Linked DNA regions of Mus musculus: region 1 is linked to region 2. A link is a loop called in an ENCODE intact Hi-C map of the cell type or tissue named here. Cell type or tissue: left cerebral cortex. All regions are shown on one strand. Links, peaks and the distances in the headings refer to the core of each region. The heading gives the core; the rest is flanking DNA.

What was found. Hi-C counts contacts between places; a loop is a spot of excess contacts. Peaks named below come from ENCODE experiments on the same cell type or tissue, not always from the same donor. Only the 100,000 strongest peaks of a DNase experiment are listed, where the experiment ranks them.
Region 1: a loop joins it to region 2, with 5 times the contacts of the local background. A loop is called at or near these places in 13 of 42 quality-filtered maps.

Annotation. Positions count from the first base shown.
Region 1 is chr11:113,415,664-113,421,037 of GRCm38, forward strand. All of the region lies in intron 5 of Slc39a11 (solute carrier family 39 (metal ion transporter), member 11), which reads right to left. Among named protein-coding and RNA genes, the nearest start is that of Gm42094, 24 kb to the left of the region's middle. In left cerebral cortex, for the core only: a CTCF peak has its summit at 2,457 (motif pointing left); DNase peaks (open chromatin) are centred at 2,350, 3,523, 3,805 and 5,105; H3K27ac peaks cover 1,091 bases.
Region 2 is chr11:113,294,909-113,300,282 of GRCm38, forward strand. All of the region lies in intron 7 of Slc39a11 (solute carrier family 39 (metal ion transporter), member 11), which reads right to left. Among named protein-coding and RNA genes, the nearest start is that of Gm51927, 11 kb to the right of the region's middle. In left cerebral cortex, for the core only: CTCF peaks have their summits at 1,436 (motif pointing right) and 3,067; DNase peaks (open chromatin) are centred at 1,456, 3,082, 3,758 and 4,032.

The sequences.
Region 1 (5,374 bases), core at 311-5,310, 120 kb after region 2:
GTGGTTCCAGAATGCCAGGAGAACACAGCAATTCTGACTCAGCATCTTAGGGCTTGGGGTTGCTGGAATGGAAGAGATTCCCTATGGGCTATATCTGAATTCTAAAACCAGCTTCTAGAGTTTCCCTGCACTTTCAGACAGCTTCCTCTCTGCCTTCAGACTACACAGCCTGCTGCTGTTCCTGTGATGTCAACTTAACTTGGATTCCTGTTTGTTCTAATGAAGTGCTGGGTCTATGACGCTGTGAGTCCATCCCAAGGCCAGAAATAGTTCAATCATGGCTGTGTTGTTGTTGTTGTTAACATCTGTCTACCACTTCTGGCTAAAGGGTCACATCTTTGATAAGTGAAGCACACTTAGTGCGCTGTCAGTCTCCACGGGGCTAAGCTATCTAATGCTTGTGTTCTGTTCCTGTCTCACTTCCAACGGCATTGTCCTTCTCATTAAGCCGGTTAGCCCCAAAGTCATTATTGATTTATGGATTATTGATTGATATACTGAAGACAGGGTCTGACTACACAAGCTCTGGCATCCCTGGGTGGCCTGCACCTTGCTTTGTAGACCAGGCTGGACTCCAATTCAGAGAGATCCACCTACCTCTGCCTCCACAGTGCTAGGATTAAGGGAGCACTACATTGTACACTACACCCCACTGACATTGTTACAACAAAACCAACCCCCACATCTAAACTCGAATCATCTCTCATATCAGCCTGGCCTTTCGCATTCCCAATTCCTTCCCAATGACTCTCCAGACTTATGACTCTTTGTTCCCATGGGGACCAGTCGACCACTTTTGGGCTCTCACCATCTCTTCCTTCTCGTTCCCCATCGTACGCAGCAGTGGTCCCTTGTTAAAAACCACACATCCTTCCCCATGTGCCTGGCTAATGTCAGCTCTCCACCTAAGCTGCACCGGTCTCTAAGGAAGTGGATGGTCTTGAGGAAAACACTGCACCAGGATGTCAGCCCCAGCTTGAAGTCTCGCTGGGCTGCAGAGTGCTTCTGTAAGACCCCCCGAGAAGGGCAGCCTCCAATTGCCAAAGGTGCCTAGTCCCCAAGGTCACCTTCCTCATAGTTGATGGCTTATATTCCTTACGTAATTGAAAAATGGAAAGAAAACATCATCCACTCCCATGTACTTTGCCTCCCATCGAATACACAAGGGATGTTCCTATTCTGTCCACATCTTTTGCCTCCCAACTATGCTGCCCCCGCAGTTCTCCGGTCACCGATTTCTCAGTCCCTCTCATTCCTGTGGCTCAGTTCTATGAGATCATAGTTCTGTTGTCATCCTCTTGCTCTGTCCTCCCATGAGTGTCACAGAGACCATTGCTCTGTCCTCCCATGAGTGTCACAGCCGCCATTGCTCTGTCCTCCCAGTGTCCTTCCAACAGACACTCCCTGGTAGAGCCTCCTACTTCCCTTGTCTTCACTTTCAAATCTCTCATTCTCTCTCTGACCCACTCTAACTAGCTTTTCCCCATCACCATCCCACCGTGGATACTCTAGCCAGGGTCAACAGCAGTCTCCAGCCAGCCTAACCCATTGGTCCCTCCCCAGATCTCACTGCGCACACACTCTCTCTGCACGGCAGCTGTCTATTAAGTCCTCTGCCACAGACTCTGAACACACCTCCCCTGTGGCTCCCAGGAGACCAGCCTCTCCTGACATCCCAACATCCTCCCTGGCCATGCTGCTGTCTGCTCTTCTGGAATCTTCTCCTACTTTCTTTTCTGTCTACTCATAGCCCCCAGGTGGCAGACACTGGCGTGTTGATTATCCCTTAGATACATCAACCATCTCTCAGGTCTGGCTGTCTCACTGATGCGTTTTGAGTCTGAGGTCCTTCTCTGTGGGGTGCTCCCTCTGACCCCCACACTCTCTCTGAAGACATTCTCCTGACAACCTCCCTTATATCATTCAGGTCTCTGCTCAAAAGCTCCCCCCCATAGAACTGAATGTCTTATCTGAACAGCAGCTCAGTAGTTTAGGTCACAGAAAAGAATCACTCATTGCAGGAATGAATGAATGAATGAAAGAATGAATGACACAAACAAACTTAATTGAAATTAAAAAAGGGTCAGACCATTGAAAACTCTTCCTTCCTTTTCCAATATGGACCCATGTGGGGAGGGGCTGAGCAGAGCTGGGAGGACGGCTCAGTGGTTAAAGGGCTTGCTGTCCCAGCATGGGAATCTGAGTATGATCAATATTCAAAAGCTAGGTATGGCAACATGCAATCCCCATCACAGAAGAGACCAAGTCAGGCAGGTCCCTGATGTTCACTGATTGGCTGGCACTGCCTTCTTAGTGAGTTCTAGGCCAGTAAGAGGCCCTCTCACCCGAAACAAGGTAAAGGTAGGGACTGAAAGATGGCCCAGTGCTTCAGAGCATCTGTTGCTCTCATAGAGGACCTGGGTGCAGCTCTCAGCATCTGCATGGAAGCCTACAGACACGTGTAACTCTAGGTCCAAGAGATCTGATGCCCTCTGCTGGCCTCTATGGGCACTGATCATACGTGGTATACATATGGGCAAAATACTCATGCACATTATATAACACACGCACATATGTATATATATATATATGCATGCATACATACATAATATATACACACACATATATGTATGTATGTATATATATATATATATATATATATATATATATATATATTAAAATTTTAAATTAATGGGTAGGGAGATGGCTCCATTGAGTAAAGTGACTACCATATAATCCTATGGATTCAGATTCCTGGCACCCACATAAGAGCTAGGTGAGTCACATATGCCCATAACCCTGTAACACAGGGGATGGAGACAGGTAGATCCCCAAGAACTTGCTGGCCAGTCCAGGTCCACTCAGTCAGTGAGCTCTGGGTTCAGTGAGAGATTCAGCCTCAAAAGACAGGACAGAGAGAATAGTGGAAGATACCAGACATCAGCCTCTAGCCTCCACATGCATGCAAATATACATACACAAGCACCTTTATGAACACACACGCTCGCGCACGCGCGCGCGCACACACACACACACACACACACCACATCACATATGCATATATACACAAAAAAGATTGATCAAGATGGACAGCTCCTGAGGAATGATACCTGAGGTTGACCTCTGGCTTCCACATACGCACACACGCGCACACACGCACGCACGCGCGCACGCACACACACACACACACACACACACACACACACACACACACACACACACAGAGAACTGTATATTAGGCTGAGGACCTGTATATTAGGTGGGTCTGTTCAGCCCACTGTCTAGGCCCACCAGGGAAGCCCAATGCATTTCTCCTTAGGGTCTTGCATCATCTGAGCCTCTTCTGTCCACCTGTGCAACTCAGCAGGTGAGCAGACATCAGAGGAAGATGTCAGCTTGCAAAGCTGGCAGCCGTCCCCACCGCCTTCAACAGTCCCCTTTCTTCCTTGGTGACGACAGTCCGCTTTGCAGCTGTAATTTTCTGTTTAGGTAACGTCTTATTTGCATGCAGAAACCACGTCCCTTTTCCTATTACTGATGTAAAAGATTGCTTATTTCTAATTATACTGCAGGCACTCACGGAATTCAAAGAGCAGAAAATATGTCAGGCGCAATTTACAAATTGTGGTTATTTGTGTACCCGCTTGCCCAGATTACGGCAAATATAGAATAGGGGGGAAAAATGGTCATTAAAATACCAGCTCTGCTGAGCAGAGCCCTGCTTCCATTTGTCCTCCCTGTGTTCACTGAATACAAAGCTAAACACTAAACGCAAGCTTGCTCTGGTACCCGTGATGTTTCCCTGTATCTTGATTTTCGAGTGGGTGTTTAAGAGAGGAAACTTTCCCCGGTTGCTCCCTGCCTGCCTTGGAAATACCATTTGCCTCACACTCAAATCACGGTTTCTAAAAAAGAAAAGGCTCTTTTTTTTTCCTTGTATTTTGATTTTCAGAAATGTTTCAGGAGCTGGAAAATTCTTCCCAAAAATCCTACTAACTGGGACAGAGTATTTCAAGGGCCCAGGAATGAAGCCACGGTGTGTCAAGCGGGGTCCTTGTTCGTCATCTCAGTGTCTCTGGAGTGCCTAAGGTCAGAGTTTGAGCCCTGGAAGCCCCTCGGCAAGCCAGATTCAGCTTCTCACCCTCAACATGGCAATGAAACTGCCAAGGAGAAGCTAAAGTCTGAGAGGGGGAGGGGATTTATTAAATGCGGCCACATTGGAAAGGATAACAAAGAGGCCCGGCGACCACCTCCCTCATCCCAGGTCCACCTTAGGGGCACTAGCATGAGGTTTAAGTTTAAACGGAAGCCAAATAAGCAGATTGGCCTGGACAGGGTCCTGTCCATCACCCATCAATGTCTTGGTCCTGGTCTCTCCTGCGAGGTGGTCTGACGGATTGTCAGCCAGAAGACAAGCTTCTCCTCTGGCTGGCACCAGGCATCAGCCCCTTGTGTCTCCCATCAAGAGACTCCTGGGGAAACTCCAATTTCTGGGGTCCGCTGTTTTAACAGATAACTAAAGAGTGAGATGCAGATGTCTCATTTCTGCCCTAATCTTAAGTTGGACCCTGAGTCTAAACTTACGCTTTCCTACATTTTAAATGCTATTAAACTCTAAAGAACACATACACAGGCCTACCTGTGTGCTTGGGTGCTTGACCACAGCACTGAGAGCCGTGCAGAACTCTGTGTGCTTTCAACCCCGAACCTTAGTGAATGTAAACAAGTCACATAATTGGGCCCCAGGACCTTGGATCTACCCATTACCCAAGGTTGGGGGTTAACGGACACTCACGGGTGTCTGCTTGGATTGAATGACCACACCTTCTAGAACCTTCTTTGCTCTAAGTAAGGATATTTCTAAGCATTTATGATCTTCCAGAATTCACGCAGCGGCACCGTTGTCTACTCACCAGCCCTAAGATTGTCTCACTCAAAGTCAGCATTCACTGCAGAGCCTTGAGGCTAGGGGGATCAAACGCAGCGATCAGGAGGAGCCCTAGTGGCCAGACAAAGTCCTAATCCAAATACGCACGGACTCTGGATATGAAGCAAATGTCTGATCTTCCCGCTGAAGCAGAGCGCACTCTCCACCACAGTGCATGCATTTTTGAAGACACAGGTCTGGGTGCAGCACCCAAATGTGGACTGGTAACGATGAGCTAATTCCATTCCGTATGCACGCGTGGGATGGCGTATGAGATGCACCAATCAGAAACGTCCCTTTGCTCCTTTATACCTGGCACGGAGCAATGTTCGCCAATCTCTGCATCGTGGATGCTGCCATTGGCCCCCTCACAGGAGAACTTTCTGTTATCGAACAACATTTCAACAGCACATAATTTCTGCTCCCTCCTGAGTTATTTAAGATCCG
Region 2 (5,374 bases), core at 219-5,218:
GCTGATGGGGGGAGGGAGAAGCGGCTGCTAGCTGCTTAGGGCAAACAGGGTGGGGGTGGGGGTCTCGGTAGCCTCCTTGTTTTGAGACAGTGAGGTGAGATCAGAGGGGTCTGGAATCTAGTCCAGGTAATAAGGGAAGCAAAAGAAAGACTCTCTGGGCACAGGGCTGTCTCTTCTGAAGTTGCTAGTGGGTTTCGGAGCAAGACATCAGAAGCAAGCTTGTCTCTGGAGACCACTTACAGCCCAATCAGTTCTCCCCCAAAAAAGAGGGAGCCTAGGGAATCACAGGGATGCCATGAAGATGCGTGAGTAACCTCATGCCTTATTTTCTGAGATGGTCCGTGAGAAAGAACCCTCTTAACTGTGGACAAGTCAGATGTTTGCATATTCTCAGCCCAGGGAGTGCACTATTAGAAGGTGTGGCCCTGTTGGAGTAGATGTGTCACTGTGGGTGTGAGCTTTAAGACCCTCTTTCCAGCTGCCTGGAAGCCAGGATTCTGCTAGCAGCCTTCAGATGAAGATGTAGAACTCTCAGCTCCTCCTGCACCGTGCCTGCCTGGATACTGCCATGTTGCTGCCTTGATGATAATGGACTGAATCTCTGAACCTGTAAGCCAGCCCCAATTAAATGTTGTCCTTATAAGAGTTGACTTGGTCATGGTGCCCCTTTCCCTGACCAAATACTCATACTGACAAGACTTGTCAGTTCACAGCAGTAAAGCCCTAACTAAGACATCAGGTCATACCCAGTTCTTGAAAAATATATTGGGGGTAGGGCTTCAGCAGCTAAGAGCACTGACTTCTTTTACAAAGGATCTCGGTTCAATTCCCAGCAACCTTACAGCAGTTCACAGCCATCCATGACTCTGTTTCTGACCTCTGTGGGGATGGTGCACAAACAGGCAAAACGCTCATACAGACAAAATAAGATAAATGAATCTTACTAAAGTTACTACAACACTAAACGTGACGTACAATAACCCACAATAGCAAACAGGGGCCTCTGCGGTTGGCCTCCCCACACCTCGTTGATTGTTACAGCTTCCTGCTCTATTGGTCTCTTTGCAGAGGATCACCCAAATGCTCTATTTTAATTCTTGGAAAGAAGGAGTAAGGATGATGAATCTACTTTGTGATGAGGTAAACGAGGTGGGAAATGCTGAGAGCCAGATAGCGGGGAGATAAACACGACTTTTGCAAAACATCTAGGGAATGTTTACCAACTCCTACAGAAGGAGATAAATAGAAGATAAAGATAGAAAAGATTAATAGACAGATAGACTTTAGCTTTATGGAGAGAGTAAATGTAGCCCAACACCAATTTAGAGAAGTTCTATTTAAGCCTCTCGAGGTGAGGCAACTCAGAGACGCACCTCACTGGCCTTTTTGAAGCCTTTCTCCCCCATTGCCTCATAGTGAGTCTTGAAGCCAGACTACCACATGGTGGCGCTGTGGGCCGTTCTCCAATGCCAGTGGCCTGGAAGGGAAAACTGTGGGAAGAGGATTGTGGGTGGACCACTCTAGATCTCCCTAGAGGACAGCTACATGGGAGAAAGGCTGGCTCGCTTAGGTGAAACGGAGGACAAGATCTTTGGGTGCAGATAAAGGCCTGCAGCAGGGGAGTCGAGTGAAGGGCTGTGGTGAGGAGAGGGGCCGGCAGGGTAAAAGGCATCGCACTTTTGCCTGCACACCCTCTTGCTAACTCACCAGCTATACCTCAGCCTAGAGAAGGTTTCCAGAGAGGCTAAGACAGAGGGCAGGGGGAGCTCCACAGCAACAACCCGGGGACAGGGAGGGTCTCCCTGGAATGTCCCTAAAAGGCAGGTGAACTTGGTGCCCATAGAGGCAAGCACGCACTCTGTGGATTCTTGCTGGGAGCAGCTATCACAGGCTGCTCCTCAGAAGCTCGGTGAGACAGGAAAACAAAGCCATCGCTACTCCACGAGTGTGTTCTGACCCCCACATCCCATGATTGGTCATATAGCAACGCCTGTGTTTTATAGCTCGAAAGATGTATGTCGTTTATGGTCTCTACTCTTTGATCTGCTATCAGATGCAGACTTGGAACAGGCACAGACTTGGTCTGAAAGTGGTGGTTAACCCAGCAGACATCCTTGATTAAGTGTCTGAACACTGGGCACCAGCAGCCGGCCGGGGCATGCAGCACGAAGTGCAGGGAACCAGGGGAGGCCCGTTTGTGGGTTGTCCGATCTGCAGCCAGCACTGCCCGTTCTGCACAGCCCTGCAGCCGGACACCGGTCGGAGCCATCGGTCCAGGCTATAAACACCCCCTCGCCAAAGCTGGAAACGGGGTGCAAAGCACAACGTCTAAGCATAAGATTGCTTCACTCGCTCTCCCTTCTGGTTCGAGTTATGTGTACCTTGAAGTGAGGGCTGAGAGGTGTGGTCTCCTCTTAATGATACTTCTGAAAAGGAAAACCACTTTAATCATCCGACTCCCCAAGGACATACGGGCTTCGGCATTTCTTTGTGGTTGGAGCCAAAAGAAACCACGGAGGGACCAGATCAGAAAGCAACACTAAGCTAAGACGTGTTTCCCTTGGCCCACAGACTGCTCATGCCTGGCTGACTCTTCCTTACTCAGAGGACAGGTTTTGGGTTTGGTTTTTTTTTTTTTTTTAAGACAGTGTCTCTCTCATGTGTCTTAGGCTAGCTTCAAACTCACTATACAGCTGAGGACAGCACTAAATTCACCTTCTCTCTTCTTAAGTGCTGGGATTTACAGATGCGGCCCACCATGCCTGCTTTACTCCATGCTGGTGATTAATCCCGGGACCCTGTGCATGCTAGACACACAGTCTATCAACTGAGCTGTATCCTTGGCCAATCTTCCCTCCCCCCTTTTGAGACCTAATTTGGCGAGGTACCTAGCTCATCTGATAATTTACATGTGATGTGACCCACCTGATCTTGAACTTATATAAATCCTCCTACCTCAGTTTCCCAAAGGATGGGATTATAGGTCTATGCCACCACATGCCCCCTGGGCGCTGATTTTTGATCCCTGCCACTGATCCAGTAGGACACTGAGGTGCAGTAGCAGCCTGTAGACACCTGGTGGCAGTAGTGACACACCAGTTCTAGGCTGGCTGCTTTCTGCCTATGTCTCTTGTCTTAACTGAACTGCTGAGAGGAATGAGAGTGCCTTTTTGATAATATTTACCTCTCTCTTCTCTGTTGGTGGTGGTGGTTAACATTGCTGGAGAGAGGTGAGACTCCCTCCCTCTGAGATGCATTGCAAATAGTACCCATGAGGTCACGGAGAGACAGTGAGGGCTCAGCAGTGAACTTGGGTAAAAGCTATGGGCTGTGTCCACTATGTCTAAGTCCATGAACTTTATGTAAAAAGTCAGAGAGTATTTTCAGCCTTTAGAAGTCTACGTCAACTCTTCACTCAGTCATTGTAGCCAAGGAGCCAGAGACAGCATGTGAAAAGATTGGCGAACGTGTGTCTCAAGAAAACCTCCATTTATAGAAATTAGTGCAGGGCCAGACTTGGTTAGCTGTGTCTATATTCACATTCCCCCGGACTATAGCGAGCGCACTGGAAGCCAGAATCAAGTAAAAGCTGGATTGAGGGACGTGAGGTGGCTCAGTAGGTGCTTGAGGTCAAGCCCGGTAACCCGAAATTGACCCCAGGACTCCTGCACCCCCAGCACCCCACCCACACACACATAACAAATCTATCTTCAGTGGCATCTGGCATCTGGATCCGCAACACATCTGGATCCGCAACACAGAACTCTGTGGAACATCAGTTGCTTCCTGGAGTGGGTGGCTGGGAACTGCCAGCATCCTCAGAGAGGGGCAGACCTTTTGCAATCTCTGTTGTAGGGTAGCTGTCTGCCTGTGCGGAATAGTCTCTCTCTCTCTCTCTCTCACACACACACACACACACACACACACACACACACACACACACACACACTCATAGCAGCTCCTCCCTCTTTCTTCCATCACTGTCACGTGAATCACCTGTGGCTCCCTGCCACCTGATCTTCAACTGTTCTCCTAAACTAAGAACACTCGTGGTCTGCATTCATCTCTCTGAGATTTCCTTTTTCTTCTCTCCAGCAGGGCTCCGTCCTTTCCTCCTCTCCTCAGGGTTACTGAAGTTCGTACTCGAGGTCAGCAAACACTTTGCTCTGTGGTGGAATCCGTCCCACGGCTCCAGCGTCCCCTTCCCACCTTCCCAAGCCATCCCAGTTTAGCCAGGTGGCTTTGTCCAGCACCTCTGGAGCCCTGTCCTGAGTCTGCACCAGGCTGGGTGGAGACAGGCCACTGTGTGGAGGATGTGCTTTCTCTTCAACCTGCCTCCCAGGAACCCTTTCAGCTTCCCTCCTGAGCACTAGGGGAGTCTGTCTTGATAGCCACTGTCCATCCGCCTTGAGAACACATTGGGGGCTTCCTGGGTATTCAGCACCGCCATCCGTACCGCCATCCGCACCACCATCAGCACCGCCATCCCCGGCTGACTGCCCTTATGCTTGGCTGACCTTTACAGGCCAAATGTAAAAAGTCCGCCCTGTTCTGAGTTTTCTTAGATGGTCTGGTTTCCATCGCTCCCCTGTAGCCTAGATTATGCTGATTTTAATGCTGCTTCTGGCTTAAATGCCCACTCACAAATTATGTTGTCTGCTGCTTCTGTTAATGATGATCGACCGCATCACGCTGAAGTCTGAGCATGCGGCCTGGATGATAATGGCCTGGACGATAATGAGTCTGTGGCACGGCATCAATCAAGCATGTGTGCTTCAAAAGGACATGGCTCCGGGGCTGGAAAGAGGGCTGGGGCGGGGGAGGGGCACTCGGGTGGGACAATCATTGAAGATGGAGGTTTGAGGCCTCAGAGCACACATACAGCCAGACATAGTAGCACACTCCTAATCCCAGCATGACTTTGGCGGGATGGGAGATGGAGATGGCACAATCCTGGAAGTGTGTGGGCAGGCTAGCCCAGTGTATGCAGTGACAAAGACAAATAAGACTGTCTCAAAATGGAAAGGTGGGGCTGTTTAACGGTTTCCTTGGAGACTGAAATATTCCTACCTGGCAAGGAAGCACCTGAAACAGGAAGGTACACAACTCAAAATAGCTGCAGGAAGTCCCTGAAACTGACCAGATTCACTAGGCCCCTCCCTGACAGCATAAGTAAGAAAAGCTCAGCTTCCTCTTCTCTGGGAGCTGCAAAGATGGAAGCTGAGGGGAGAAGATCTGTAAAAAGACAGAGACCAGACCAGCTGTCCGGAAGCAACAGAAACCGGCCAAGCTGCCTGGAAGAGGTTTAGGCCAGAGTCACTTGGAAAAGACACTCTCCAACCTGTTGCACTGCCTGCAGCTCCAGGCTGTGCAG